Linked DNA regions of Homo sapiens: region 1 is linked to region 2. A link is a loop called in an ENCODE intact Hi-C map of the cell type or tissue named here. Cell type or tissue: breast epithelium. All regions are shown on one strand.

What was found. Peaks named below come from ENCODE experiments on the same cell type or tissue, not always from the same donor. Only the 100,000 strongest peaks of a DNase experiment are listed, where the experiment ranks them.
Region 1: a loop joins it to region 2, with 12 times the contacts of the local background. A loop is called at or near these places in 1 of 110 quality-filtered maps.

Annotation. Positions count from the first base shown.
Region 1 is chr9:119,330,684-119,338,683 of GRCh38, forward strand. The region is part of intron 1 of BRINP1 (BMP/retinoic acid inducible neural specific 1); the gene reads right to left. Among named protein-coding and RNA genes, the nearest start is that of BRINP1, 35 kb to the right of the region's middle. In breast epithelium, no CTCF peak of the experiment used is centred here; a DNase peak (open chromatin) is centred at 3,658; H3K27ac peaks cover 1,832 bases.
Region 2 is chr9:119,209,370-119,217,369 of GRCh38, forward strand. It overlaps BRINP1 (BMP/retinoic acid inducible neural specific 1), which reads right to left. Exons shown (of 8, transcript NM_014618.3): 6 at 4,550-4,786. Among named protein-coding and RNA genes, the nearest start is that of BRINP1, 160 kb to the right of the region's middle. In breast epithelium, no CTCF peak of the experiment used is centred here; a DNase peak (open chromatin) is centred at 7,772; H3K4me3 peaks cover 372 bases; H3K27ac peaks cover 475 bases.

The sequences.
Region 1 (8,000 bases), 120 kb after region 2:
ATGTGATTGACCTTTCATATTTGCCTCTCAGGGGCCTGTTTTCTCTTCTTAACAGTCATCAAGGCTGGATGCAGTGGCTCACACCTGTAATCCCAACACTTTGGGAGGCTGAGGCGGGGGGATCACGACTTCAGGAGTTCAAGACCAGCCTGACCAGCATAGTGAAACCCCATCTCTACTAAAAATACAAAAAATCAGCCAGGCATGGTGGTGTGCAACTGTAGTCCCAGGTTCTTGGGAGGCTGAGGCAGGAGAATTGCTTGAACCCAGCAGGTGGAGGCTGCAGCGAGCCGAGATTGTGCCACTGCTCTCCAGTTTGGGTGACAGAGTGAGAATCCATCTCAAAAAAACAAAACAACAGCAACAACAAGAAACAGTCATCAATTTTTACTTGGAGTTCTATTGCTTTCCCACATTCAGTTCTTGTAGTGTGATGGGTAGTTTCAGGATCAGTCCATGATTCGACTTAAAGAAGTAAAATGTAAAAGACCCCCAGGACCAAGAAAGCAAGGCTTTGCTACCAGACCTGAACCTAAAGGGAAGAGAAGCTGGAGGGTTGGCAGGCATTTTATCACTATGAGGAGGAGCCTTGGAAAGGCAGGACCAAGACTTGTTCTAAGATGAGACTAGAGAAACCCTGGAGCAACCTGCTGCCCAGCTCTGCTCACAAGATTTAGTTACATAAGACAATCACATGATTTTGTTGTTTTGGGTTTTGGATTTTTCTTGCCTTAAAACAATTTCAGTTTGGTTCGCTACTGCTAGCAGCACACAGAGCCCAAAGAAATAACAGCAATTTGTCAACAACATCTGCATCCATATATAACATCGGGAGGTTCCAGTAGAATTTAATTGGCTCCTTCTATGGTACTGGTTTGGGGGTGTTCCTGCTGTCATGAGTGTTTCTTTGTAAATATGTAGATGATGAAGTCTGTCTTAATCCTTTAACACTCTCTCTTCCTAGCTTTTTCTAGACCTCCATTGATTACACAGCTGCCATTCTGCCCAAGACCTCCAGCTTTACTAACGTGAGAATCAACCAAAGATACAAAGATACAAGAAATTCACTATTTCCATCCCCTTGACACTATCTGAGGTTTCACGAAGAATATTCCACAGACCACTTTGGTCAAAATCGCCAGGGATGCTTAATAAATGTTCAACCTCTTGGACCCTTCACCAGACTTACCGAATCATAAATCTCTCTAGTAAGAAGTGTATAGGGATCTGCACTTTTAGTAAATTCTCCGGTGAATGTTATACACTAAAGGGTAAAAGCCACTATCTGAGCTGGGGAGGAAGATCAGCAGGATCAGCTGAGGCCATTGCTGAACTCTAAGAAATGCCTTCCTATTGTTGCAGGGACAAGCCTCCTGATGAGCTAGAACCAGGGTCCTTCCTGTTACCTTCAAACTCTGAATAAAAAGCTGTGCACTCTCTGATTTCTAAGGGCCCAACCAGTCCCATGTGTATGATTTTCAGAAGGCTACGTCACCACTCCGAGGATCTATTTTCCCATCTGTGTTGCTAGATTCAGGAACTCTGTATATAACCATTCTAGCTACCATTTTTAGTCCTTACAATATTAATAATAATTTACTAATGACAAAAAAAAATTGTAAACACTTACTGTATGACAGAAGCTGTGTCAAGAATTTTGTAGATGTTACCTCAATTCATCTCCATAACAACCTATGGGATAGTTGTGGTGGATTACTTTAATGGCCCCAACACATCACCCCTCCCTATCATTAGGCACTCTGTCATGTACTTTTTAGCCCTTCTACTAAGGAGGTAGAATCTATTCCCCTTTCCTTGAATTTGGGCTCATCTTCATAACTCCCTTTGGTCAGATGAGGCAGAAGTGATGGTGTGTCAGTTCTGAGCCTGTACACAAGACACCTTGTGAGTTTCTACTTAACCTCTGTGCTCCTGCTACTGTCACAAGGACATGCCTGATATTTCAGAGGGAGGATGAAAGACATGCAGAGCAGGCTCTCGAGCTAACATGACTCAGCCAAGCCAAGATTAGAGTAGAGCACCCCCCTTCCCCACTGAACTGCAGGAGCAAGAGCAGCCCAGCCTAGATCAGTGAGCCTGGGTTAGGTCAGCTGGCCCTAGCTGCCCCACTGATGCATGAGCTTCAAGTGCCAGCTGTTTAAAGCCAATGAATTGGGTGAGGTGGTGGGAAGAGAGAGGTTGTTATATAACAAGTTTACGGTAATAGCTAACAGATACACTAGGTAATATTAATATTCCCACTTTATAGATAAGAAAACTGAGGGTCAGTGAAGCAAAGTAACTTGTTCAAAGTCACACTATTAATAGTAAGAGCCAAAGTTGGGATTTGATGCTAGATCTATTCAAAGCTTAGGCTCTTAATTCACATTAAACTGTCAGCTACTGGGTTGAGGACTCTGGTCCCCAAGCTATGTGTCTTTAATCTAGTGTGGCTTGTGAGTCTCAAGCAGTCTCTGACTTTAAAGTGAATTTCTGGCAGGCTGTGGTGGCTCATGCCTGTAATCCCAGGACTTTAGGAGGCTGAGGAAGGTGGATTTTCTGAGCTCAGGAATTTGAGACCAGCCTGGGCAACATGGCAAAACCCTATCTCTACCAAAAATACAAAAAAATTAGCCAGGCATGGTGGTGCACGCCTGTGGTCCCAGCTACTCAGGAGGCTGAGGTGAGAGGATCACTTGAGCCTGGGAGGCAGAGGCTGTAGTGAGCCAAGATCGTGCCACTGCACTTCAACCTGGGTGACAGAGTGAGACCTTGTTTCAAAAAAAAAAAAAAAAAAAAAAGTTCTTAAAATATTTCTAATCTTCAAATAAAAAAAAATAAATTTTCCCCTCCAGATTTCATTAAAAATTCTGGAGGTGAGGTCCAAAAATCTGTAGTCTTAAAACGCTCCCGTATTATTTTAATGCATTTGTGGGGATGAATGGCCTATATTTGGAGTAGGAGAGAAGGGCTTGTCCTAAACGAGGGGACACTGAGTATTCACTGAAGTTCTTTCCATCTCATAGGCTGTGAATGTGCAGTCTACCTTAATCCATCTATGCATAAGAAAGGAAGCTTGCAGGCTTTAAATCAGAAAGGAACAAGGTGTTTCATTGGGAGCCTAAGGAAAGAAAAAAAATATATATTGCATCTTTTGGATGAAAGGGCCCTTAATCTTCAAAACACAAACCATTTTCCATACCAAAGCCCCTTCAAGTCTAGGAAGTCTGCTGGGGCCTCAAGTCAGGCAAACAGCTTGTGTTTTGCAGATTAAGGGGCCTTTGACCCAGAGGATCCATTTTTGTGAAACTCCAAAGGAAATGCCTGGTCTATTTCTAGCCCATACACTCCCTGACAGAGGCAGCTCTAAATGCAGTCTGAGAAGAAGGCCGCTTCCCTGCTGGGAGTGGGGCCCAGCACACAGGAGGTAGTTAGATGAATGGAAGGTTTCCTGAAAGAGATCCTTTGCCTCAAAATATCATACCTGCTTCCTTGCCAGGATGCCCCAAATGCTCATTATAGAATAAACACAACTTTGAACTAATGAAAATTCCTGCTCAAGGAAGAGGGCCAATCATGCCAACCAGCAGGAGCAGGCATATTTCTAACACCTTCGAATTGAGGGGTACATTACCTCATTCGGTTTTCACAACACCGTGTTGTTGGCACAACGGGGAAACTGAATCATCACCCCACAGGCAAGGAAACTGAGAATTGAAGTAGTGTGCCTAAGATTACCCAAGCAAGCTCTCATGCTCCTCCCTAATCAGACCCCAGCCATAGGAATTCAACAAGGGCAAGATAAAGTCAGAAGCAGGGTTATTTGTGGAGGATAAACTAGAGCATGCCATCAGGTTTAGCTGACACTTAACTAAGCTAAGTGAAAATACCCCAATTCTAGCCTCCACTACTACTATAGAGGCAAGACTTGGGGCAACTGATATCCCTAAATCTCTGGAACTTGGTCTCTGCACCTGTGCAACGAGGAAGGTAGACTTAAGTGTTTTCTTATGTTCCTTCCAAGAATCATAGTACTTGTCTTGGACTATAATTCTGTACTGGTGAAATAAGGAAGAAACTTGCACTTTATGGAGGGGGTGGGGGAGGGGAATAGAGAGAGAGAGAGAATCATGCTCAATCTTGGCTCGCCTTGGATGAGGGGACATTGTGCCAGACAAGAGAGATCGAGTCTGAGGAAGTGAATGGATTTGATTTGTCTAAGCCTTAGCAAAGCAAATATTACTGAAATGTTGGCTGAGCGCCACTGACTTCCAAACAGAAAATGGCTTCCAGATATACTGTGGGAGCTCAGCAGGGTCTGTTAGAGTGAGTGATGGGGTGGCCATGCACTGCTGGAGAGCAGGGAGAAAGATTATAATATTCTCCCGACTGAGACGGACACAAACAGCCAGCTCAGGAGGAGGAGAGAAGGCACCAGCTGAATGTCCCCTAAAAGGCTCAGATAATTTACAGAAATCCCAGAAGGGCCTTTGGAAACTGTTAACCTAAGGCTGCTTGAGCCAAGTTACGTGGTTAGATGCCAAGAGAGTTGGTGAGTGCAGCAAGCACTGATGTGGGAGTCAGGAGGCCTGAGCTCAGGGCCCAGCTAGGTTTCTAATTCATCATGTGATCTGAGTCAAGGCTCATCCCATCCACAGACCTCAGTTAGTCTGTGCAGAAAGTTGGAAGTTTTAAATTATCTCTAAGGGCCCTTCTAACTCAGGCATTCTATGACACACTCTATCGGTGACTCACTCAACAGGTACCTACTGGATACCTTTCCAATATCAGTGATTCTTTCAACAGGTACTTACTGGATACCTTTCCAATATCAGTGATTCATTCAAAAGGTACTTAATGAACACCTACCCAATATCAGTGATTTGATCAACAGGAACCTAATGGACACCTATCCAATATTAGTGATTCATTCAACAGGTACTTAATGGACACCTATCCAATATCAGTGATTCATTCAACAGGTGCTTAATGGACACCTATCTAATATCAGTGATTTGTTCAACAGGTACTTAATGGACACCTTTCAAGTGCCATGCAGTGTGCTCAGACTTCTCTAAATCTAAAATCTGCTTTCTGTGAGATTATCAACACTTTCCTCAGGTGGGCACTGGCCTAAAGGTATCATCCAATCCAGCCTTCTACCTTCAGGAGGTACAGCCTCACAACATGGTTTGATGTTCATCTTATTCCTGATGGCCCATAGAGAAGAGAAAGGGCTTTCCTTGAGAACCACTAAGATTTCGTGCAGTCAGGATGTTCTTCTTTTGAATGCCACCTGAGACTTGCTTGATGTCCAGGGAGGTAGTTATTGCTAAGGCTGACATGTATGGGTAAAAGTCTCTTGGTGTGCACATTTATTATGTGTTATTGGCATCACCATTTACATGTCAGGTATAGATTGAAAAGAAAACCCCTCAGAAATGTCAGGGTGATGTTTCCTTCAAGTGCTCTGGAATACCCTAAATTAAACGGTCCTTAAAGAGAATGAAATGCAGCTGCTTTATTTTATGAAAAAGGAAATCAAGGCTTGCCCAAGGTCCCACAGCTAGTTAATGGCAGGAAACCAAAAGTATAGACCACATCTTCATGCCTCCTCCTGCATATGGTTTTTATGACTGCAAACACCCTCTCCTGTTCCTACATACGTTGATTTATTTTTGGTGGGTTTTGTTTTCCTTTGTTTTTAACATAGGAACCATTTCCCAGGAAGTCAACTTCCCAAATTCGGCTTCTCATTACTCCGAGAGCAATCACGCTGTAATGTGTGTGAAGGATGGAGAAACATTTGGACCTTTGGGGAACACGCTGGAGAGGTGATAGAGAGGGTGGGCTGTGAGGGTGGGAGTGAAATGTGGGAGAGAGAGTGTGTGCTGGGGAGCAGAGGGAGCAAGAATGCTGCAGTCAAATGCAGAGATGGAAACAAAGCAGTCGTATTGATTTGAAAAGGCAGTTCACTGAACTGACGCTGCCAGCCTGGCTCTTCCTGGTCTGCTCTCAGCAGGTCTGTAAAGGCACACACGTACCCTTGGAGGTTCAGAACCATCTACTCTGTATGCAGAGGGTGAATTGTGGGGAATGGGGACCAGAAGGGATGTGTTTGCTTGACAGAATGGGAGAGAGAAGAGAAAAAAAAAGAGAAAATATGAGAATGAAAGAGGATAGCTCCCTTTTAGATGAATACAATATAAAAGCAACCAGGTGAATGGGTCTAAATGGACAGGCATCTGATTCCACGGAAATGGGATGGGGAAGCCTTTTCTTTAAGAAAAGGATTAATGGGAGAGAGGGAGAAGGGGCCAACCTCTTCTCCATCTCGATGGTTCCATTTCTAAGCAGATTTCGTCCTCTCTCATCTGACTGGACCAGCCTCCTAATTCAGCTCCTGAACTCAATCCTCCCCTTTCTAAACCCTTGCCGGAAAGAGATGCTCAATAAATGTTTGATGAGAAAATAAACAGCCCCTAACATTGATTCCATCTTGTCAATGATGACGAATTTTTAGCGCATCACCACTTCTGCAGAGAATGCAAACTCAAAAACCCACAGTCCAGGCAGTAAACACAAAGGAATGACGTGGCCAGGTGTAGACTTTAAAAAGGGAATACGGTGACAAATCGTAGGCACAGGTCCCAGTCTGGAAGGACAGTAGAGAGCTTCCACGTAGGAATGAGATCTTTAGGCTGCTGGGTCACTTGTTTCAGGATAAGCCAGGAGGAAATACAGGTATATGAAATCTCTCCTATTTAAAGCATTGACCAATGTTCTCTCTTCCACTCTAGCCCTGTGAGTGTCAAATACAAGAACATAGCCATGTGTTGACAAGTGCACCTGTTTGTGACTATAGGCTTACAGGATCAAGTCCAAACATCTTAATTAAAAGCCCAAGATTCTCCCTTAACTACATCTAACCTAATTCCCTAGTCTTGCTTTTGCTTTCTAACCAGAATTGAACCTGTGACCACAGTCAGTCCAATTTTGACAGGTTGGGAAACTTACTGCTGTCTTTACAGATACAGAGCAGTTCCTCTGCCTGTTTCTGCCTCTTGGACTTAGTTCAAGTTCCACCTAAGCTCTGCCTCTTCTAGGAAGTTTTTCCTGATGACATCAGCCCCTTCTCAAATCCTATAGCTTGGAGGGAATATAAGTGTCTTTTGTCCTTCAAAAGATATACCATATTTCCATGGTTACTTAGCAGAGTACTACAGTCAGAAGAGTGTTTCACTGGGAACCTAGGATGCCTGGGTTCTAATCCTGGCTCCTCCATATCTCCCCCTGAACTTGCTGGGCAGGTAGCCTTGGGCAAGTTACTCTCTTCTCTGAGACTCAATTTCCACCACGTTTGAAATAAAGATACTGGCTTAAGTCAGCAGTTTTTAAAGTGGGCTCAGAGGTAGCTATGATGCAGGGAGGAGTGTTGAGTTGCAGGAGAGGATATCTAGGCCAATGCTGCTGCTTCCTTGAAAAACACCAATCTCCAATCTCTAAGGCTCTGATTAGTTTCTGGTATTCAGATTATGAGGTTTTTGTTTTTGTTTTTGTTTCTTTTTTTTTTTGCCTCTGCAATTAGATTGGGCTTTTTTTTTTTTTTCTTTAAGCCAGCTAAGCTTCATTGACCATGCATCATGCATTACGTCCCAGGCACTGTACTAGATGCTGTTCCTGTTTTTTATATCTCTTGTCTACTCTTAACCCCTAACAATGTGCTGGGTACTTGTTGAAAGATGCAGGGAGAAGAACAACAATGATAGGTGTTTTTCCCCTCACGGCCTCTCCCGGGACACCTTACTCTGGCAGTCACTTCCGGTTTCTGGAATTCAATCTTCTCTCCATAAGTGGAGAAGACTGAAATAGAAGGAATCTTTCAGATCAAAAAACAGGCGGGGTGGGGGCGGGCGCGGTGGCTCACGCCTGTAATCCCAGCACTTTGGGAGGCCGAGGCGGGCGGATCACGAGGTCAGAAGATCGAGACCATCCTGGCT
Region 2 (8,000 bases):
GACCAGCCTGGCCAACATGGCGAAACCATCTCTACTAAAAATATAAAAATTAACCAGGCGTGGTGGCAGGTGCCTGTAATCCCAGCTACTCGGGAGGCTGAGGCAGGAGAATCGCTTGAACCCGGGAGGCAGAGGTCAAGTGAGCTGAGACTGCACCACTGCACTCCAGCCTGGGCAACAGAGCAAGACTCTGTCTCAAAAAAATTAAAAAAAAAAGGAAAACAAAATGTTTATTGAATTCTCCAAAGAAAATCACTATTGCATGCCTTCAGAAGATGGTAGCTATAAAAATAAATATGTTGAAGATAATGTTAATAAATTCTAGTCAGACACTGTTGCCTGCTAAAAAAATCAAACCTCCATGACTGCTCTCATGTTGAAATGCAGGCAATTAGCAAGTGTTAGGTGTTAAAGGCATGCTAGCACCAAACTGAAACTTTTTGATGTAATCTGCAGGTTCCACAGAGAACTGAAATGGATCAACTTCCCCACCCGGTGATCCAGTGTTGTTTGAAGTTGTATGGGTGTCCCATCTAGCATCAACTCACATTTCAAAAAACTCCAGCTTAAGAGATGGTGACAAACTCTTGGGCCTCCCAGGTAAAAGTTTCTGCCTCAGTTTGTGATGCTGAGTTTCAGAGTGTCAACTTGGCACATCCATAGAAATTATCTAGTTCAGCTCTTTTGTTCTATGAATAGGAAAACTGAAGCCCAAAATGGGAAGATGATTTCTTAAAGGTAACGTGGCTGATAAATGACAAGATCCAGGTCTGTGTCCTGAGTTTCTGTTTTCCAATCTAATAATCCAATCTGTTGTAATTCTAATCCCTATCACCCCATCCCTGGAAAATTAAAAATATCAAGGGGTTGATCATTTTGTAGGAAAAAAGGCCAATGGTTGGATTTATATAAATATTATAAATCTTCAGCCTAACACTTTTCACTTCATGTTATAAAAGCTCCAAGGACATTTTAGGTATACTATGCATTTATGCTTTCATTTTATTTTAAAAAATGCTTACATAGCTCTTGACAGGCACCAGGCACAGTCCTAATCACCTAACATATATAACCATATTTTATAGCAAACCTATGAGGTAGGTATTTTAGAGCCCCCATTTTAAAGAAAATAGGGCACAGAGAAGTTGCCCAAGGTCAAATGGCCAGTAGATAGGAGAATTAAGACTTGAGTCTGGCTCCAAATCCTGTGTTCTTACTTAGTATATTATATTTCCTCTCGACACATAAAAAGGGCAATCCCGAGGCTCAGTACATTAGGAGAAAACAGTAAATAAAAGGTGATAAAAAATAGAAGTCTCTGACTCCTAGAAAAAACTCAGGCATTTAATTATAGACAGTTAGACAGGCAAGAGTTGGAGTCACATCTTGAGTGCTGAACAGCTGTGGGACCCTTATTCTCTCAAGGCGTCAGTTTCCCCATCTGCTAACAGGAATAATAGTATCTAATCCAAATGCTGAGAATGACATAGTGGCATAGGACTGCATCTACCTAACTAGTTCCTGAGACACAGAAAGTACTCGGTTGATGGTAGCATAAGATTGACAGGATGACACAAGACTCTACACTGATTGATTGACTCAGTGAGCTGGCTGAAGGCAGGAGACAGGCCCTGATGACTCTGTTCTGTTTGGGACAGCTAGACTCTCCTCTCATGGAAAACATAAAGCTTATCTTGCAGAGGGCTCCGTGGATGTCAAAGGGGAAAGCAGGCCTTCAATGAACCCAAATTTGGGTCTGATAAGAAAATAGAATTTAAGAGTTAAATACATTAACTTTATTTATTTATTTATTTATTTATTTATTTATTTATTTATTTATTTTTTGAGACACAGTTCCACTCTTATTGCCCAGGCTGGAGTGAAATGGCACTATCTCAGCTCACTGCAACCTCTGCCTCCCAGGTTCAAGCGATTCTCCTGCCTCAGCCTCCCCAGTAGCTGGGATTACAGGCATGTGCCGCCACACCCGGCTAATTTTGTAGTTTTAGTAGAGACAGGGTTTCATCATATTGGTCAGGCTGGTCTCGAACTCCTGACCTCAGGTGATCCGCCCTTCTTGGTCTCCCAAAGTGCTGGGATTACAGGCATGAGCCACTGCACCTGGCCAACTTTCTTGAATAAAAGTAGAAGTACTACAACGAATCCCCTAGCAAGGAGATGTAGACTGCCATTTATGTATAGAAACTAGGCCCTATTTGGCCACCCACACTCTGGAGCCATCAAGGAACCAATGGCTTTTACTTTGGGCTGGTCATTAATCTCTCCAAATCACCTGGGCTGAGTAGCGAAGGTTAAGGGCTAAAAATGGACCAAAGGAAAACTCATATGCACAAGGCTGTGATGCACATACGGATGAATGGATTTGTCTTAAAGGGTAAAACCATTTCAAATAGAGAAGCACAGGAGATCTAGAGGGAGTGTATGCCTTTTGGGGAGAAAGTGTGACATAAATCATTTTCTTGGCCTGTTCAGCTTATTCAGCAGCATCTCAGTTTTCTGTGTTTCCTCATCCATCCACTTAAAGTGGTTTCTTTTCCTTGGGAATAAGGATTGTATGCTAAAGAGTCTTACTCCTTGTGCATATAGCCTAAATTCCCTCTGTTTTTTTTTTGTTTGTTTTTGTTTTTTGTAGTAATCAGCCAAATCTTTCTGCAAAAGCATTTTATCAAATGCTTCCTTTGTTTGGGGCCAAATAATCATCATAGTACATTTCCATCATGAACTTTTCTCTTTTATGGGCTCCCAGGATTTTCAGTGGACTAATGGGTGTCGTTATAAGACATCCACAGTTCCATTTGAGCTGTACAGCACTGTAGGAGCAGGATCCCTGATGCATTCTGGGCTCCCAGAGCTGGGTTAGGGCTTAGAGTTCACAGAAACCAGTTATTTTCAAATGCTATTCCATAGAACTCTGCTTTTATCTGTGGTACACAGTGGCTCCTAGGTAAGATTTTGCTTGATCAAATAATTTCTTGTCTAAAGACTTGAATAAACTCAAATATTAAAAACACAAACATGTCTTCTCATTTATCAGATGAGGGAACCTCAGGCCTGGGGGACAAAGTAAAATTAAGTTACCAAATCTGCTGTGAGCACTAGATTTGGAATCAGGAATTCCATTACCAATCCTGCCATTTACTAACTGTGCAACCCTAGGGAAAACACTGGGTCTTGCAGGAGGATTATAGAGGAGGTGTTCCCTTCTCTGTAATTCAGAAATGTTAGTACTTCCTTTAAGGTGGCTATTATAACAGATTTAAGAAATATAATGTTGTTGTAAAGACAGGAATGCTTTTTTGCATGAGTCCATTTATTTAACAGGTACTTGAGCACATATTATATGTTAAGTACCTGCTTGGCATCTCTTCTTGGAAGTCTCAAGGATTCTCAAGCTTATCCTATAGAAAAGTGAGCACATGGTCTTCTTTCCAAATCTTTCAGGGTGTTCTAGCTCAATGAAAGATATCAACATCTATCAAGTTGTCTAACATGCCTATCTAAAGGAGGTTTATGAGTATCACCTCAATATCCCTTTTCTCTTCAACTCTTGTAGACAATCTAACATCAAGCTCTGCCATTTTTTCCTTCTAAATATGTTGGCATATCTGCACATTTCCAGTTTTTACAACTTGTACCATCTCCTTAACCCACATCATGGTCATCTCTCTCCTAGGCCCTTTGTGCCTCCCATTGGTCTACCTGTAATCACCTTCTCATATCTGCACCATAGTCAGATACTTCCATTTCTGTTCTTTTTTAAGGTAGACTTCCTTGACCACATTGACCCCCAACTCTACATCGTTTGTTCACAGCAACTCCTCCCTTTTTACAGACGTATCCTTGACATTTCCTAATCATTGGCATGGTTACATAATTAATGCCTGGCTTTCCAACAAAACTCAAATGTCCATGAAGGTAGAGATCCTACTTCAGACTTCATCCACTTTAGGAGCTTGGATGACTGTCTTTCCACCCCTGAAACTCATTTTTCTGAACTATGAAAGGCAGAAAATAACTAAGATACCAGAAAAGAGACTTTGAGCTTTGATAGTCTGTAGATTCTTTGGATATCTATATCTCTATGCATATGCACATATAAATATACACATAGAGGTATGTTTATCTAGTTATAGAGATGGACAGAAGTGTGTGGGTGCACACACAAACACATACACACACAAATATCCACACACACATACACAGCCCAAGGAATCAATACAACTACCTCTGACTCTTCCCTCTCCAGAGGCTTCCTATGCAGATTTATTCTTTCTGTCTTCTGGGTACGACAGAAACAATACATCATATGACCACAAACTGGATTATGCTATTCATTAATTTTATTCAGTTGAGATTTATTGAGTGCCTGCTCTGTGACAGCTATTATACTTGCATCTGGACACTCCAAAGTGAAAGGGTCAGGGTCACTGAACTTTCCCTTGCAGCAGTCCTAATTCCAGTTAGATTAGCTCCCTTTCAGACTTGGCTCAAGGCCACTCATGCAGTGGCACTGAGTGAGACTCTCTACCTGAATTCTCCAGGTCCTTATAAGCTTCGGCCCAAGACTTGGCCATGTTGGCCAGCGTGTACTCCATGATCTGGATGTCCGTGATGGGGCAGTTGCACTGCGGAAACTCCTCGGCACATTGGCAGCGACACTGGCTGTTCTGGCACAGGTACTCCCCCTCCCCATTGCACATGATATAGCTCAAGGCCGACTGGACAAACTTCTCTTGCAGATACTGAGGAAAGATTATCTGAAGACCTGTGTGAGAATAGCAAGAAGGGAAAACAGAAAGGTTTAAAAAAAGGTGTTTCATTAACAATTTCCAAAGGTGATACATAGGAATCTGAAGCTGCTACATTTCTCCCTGTGTATTGGAACCAATATATTTCTGGGCCAACCTAGATCCAGACAGGGTATTATTGGTGAGGCTTCCAGTTGCATCACTTTTACTTAAACTTCTCAGGTCATGACTTTGGCCATCTCTGAAAGGCATACTCTATTCTGTTATAGTAGGACTGAGGCTAGAGCCACATATGGTATATACCTTTTCCATTTGTGGAGAAAACTCTTATTGAAAATATAACATTATTGTTTATTATTCTTTATTTCCTCAAGTGCTTTCCTTAAGTATTTATATAAACCCTATTTATGAAACACAAGTTCTGAGCTAGGCACTAGGCCTGTAGAGATAAAAAAAAAAAAAAGACACAATCCTTGCCCTTGGGGAGTTTACAATATAATCAGCAGGTGTAGACATGGACGCACATCATCATAACATGGCTTTATAGACCTATAGCAGAGAGAGCCATATGAGGCAAATGAACAGCAGAAGACTGCAAATAACATTGTTTAGATAGCAGGGAAACCTTCATAGAGGAGACAGAATTTGGGCTGGTTGAAAAGCAAGTAAGAGAACACTAGGTTAAAAGAAGAACAGGAAGGACATTCTTAAAAGAGGAAAGGCATCATGTGTCTGGAAATTCCTAGTGAAGAAATGAACTTGGATGAATGGAGGTGCTCGTGCTGTAGAAAATAGCTGTAGAGAGGGACAGAGGCCAGTGTGCAAAGGGCTTTATTATATGCTAGGGAATTTGGACATTATTCTGTGGATCATAGGTACACATTGGTAGTTTTGAAGGGTACGAGTAACATAATTAGAGTGATATAATTTAATAGGACCACTGTAACATAAAAACTAACACATCACTAGACACAAGCATCACTAGATAATTAATTTTCTCTTCTTTGCTCTAACAGTGAGGAAGCCATGGTCTACCAATAGGAAGTGACCAGCCCATGGTTACAGGATTAGCACTCTGGATTACATCTCATGATCCTCTCTTTATACTTGAATATTCAAAGTCTTAATACAGAGAGCCAATGATAGAGAAGGATTTATTTGGACATGAGCACTACTCTGGTACCTATGAAAAGTCAGCAGAGTGGTCTATTGTCTGTGGTGCCCAGAGAGAAGGACAGATCTGGGCTAACTTAATTCATTAGGGCACTTTCGCTTAGGACATTTCTCTCCACCTCATTTGGAGCTGCAAACAGTTTTAGCTTCCAATATGAGGTAATGGTTCTACTACTCACTGTGTAAAAGAGAACTGTATTCTTATTTGGATTATTTTTTTTCTCATTTATGCTTCAGGGACACTCCTTAATCCAACTCATCAGGGATTTGCTCAACAAGGTCAGCATTTCTTCCATTTTCTATTCACAGTTGTTTCTAGATTTTTATCTTTTTTCCATTTTCTTCAGGTTTTATATATACTTAAATAAGCCCCATCCTTTCAACCTGTCTTCACATGGCAGCTAAAAGAGAATATTTTCAGAGGGACATTGTGGGAAAGAAGATGATTCCTCCAGCATGCCTTATGGCAGGACACCACACGCTGTAGTAAAAAACCTGGGCATGGCTGCACTGCATGCTGTAGTCAGAAACCTGGGCATGGCTGCACTGCACGGTGTGGTCAAAAACCTGGGCAGGGCTGCACTGGCTCCTCTTCTTACTACCTAAGTCATCTCAAGCAAAATATTCAGCCTGCCTGTTAGGTTCCACTTAGTATCTATGTACAAAGATTATTGAGAGGACTACATGAAAGAATGCCTACAAATTATCTGGAAAAGCTCCTGGCACATAGCAAGCAAACAATAAATGTTGTCTGTTCTTATTTTTGATGTGATGACGATGACGATATTGATGATGATGCCACTCCTCTGATTAAAGTGGTTAAAGGTTTAACAAAACCTTCAGGATTAATGAAAGAAAAACAGGTGTGGGTGTATAATCAAAAGGCAGTCTTCACATATTTGCAGAGCTTTGATAAGCAGGAGGGTTTAGAATTCTGTGCCTGTTGAACCAGCATTGGTGACAGGGCTGTTGAGAAAGGTGTATATGTCAATATGCATGGAAGGGATTCTAGCAGATTAAGCTATACAGTTGAACAACGGGCTGCTGTGAGACTGAGTGAGCTCCACATTGATGAGCAATGAGTCCGTATGGGTTTGAGTGACTGTTTGGGAGGGCTACTGTACAAGGGCATAACACACATACCAAAACGTGAGGTAAAACAAATCAAGAATAAAGTCCCTTCTGAACTGAGTCTACAATTCTTTCAGAGTGTGCAATTCTTTCTGAGTCTACAATTCTTTTAGTCATTTTATCTATATCACCATTTTCTCTTCTAGAGCCAAATTTATTTTTAGCTGATCCCAATCCCCCATAGGCAACTGGGTGTATGGATCGGGGTTAAGTTTCTGTTGCTTAAAGGAACTCTACAGACTATATTCTCAGTTCTATTTTTCTAGCTTGCTCATCATTTTCTTTCTCCCTTCTGTAGGGGATAAAATATTCTATTCTTGGTCCCAGCCCAAAAGGAATTTGGGGAGAGCATTTATAGAAAATTGCGTCAAATCATTTTTCCATTTGGCAAGGATACAAAAGGCAGTATTACCTACCCCATTTAATGCAACTGAAAACAGATGAAGTTTGGGGTTGGGGGTTTTCTGGGAGCAGCTAAAATACAAAACTGGCTGCTCTTTAAAAATGGAAACTCAGAACATGCCGAGCTGTCTTGGAGGCAGAATCTCCTGGGCAATTTCGAAAGAGAACAATGAAGACATAGCAATTAAAAAGCACTTTTCTGTAAAATGTCATTACTGTTTAAAGTTACATAACCATTTCTACGGCAGCGGAGGTTCACACAGCAGTCACAGACAGAGTCGTCTCCTGATGGCCTGTGTCCAACAAAGAGGCCCAGTGCTGAACTCCTACATGGGCGCCTGAATCCTGCCTGCTTCAATGGGAACCATAAATAATTTGGAGGGGGATTTGGCTTGTGAAACCACTGTTTGAAAGATATACAGCTGCCGGCTGGGGTGAAATATTCTGTCCCCACAGTTCCCAAAGACACAACACACAGACACACAGACACACACACACACACACGGAGAGAAAGAGAGAGAGAGA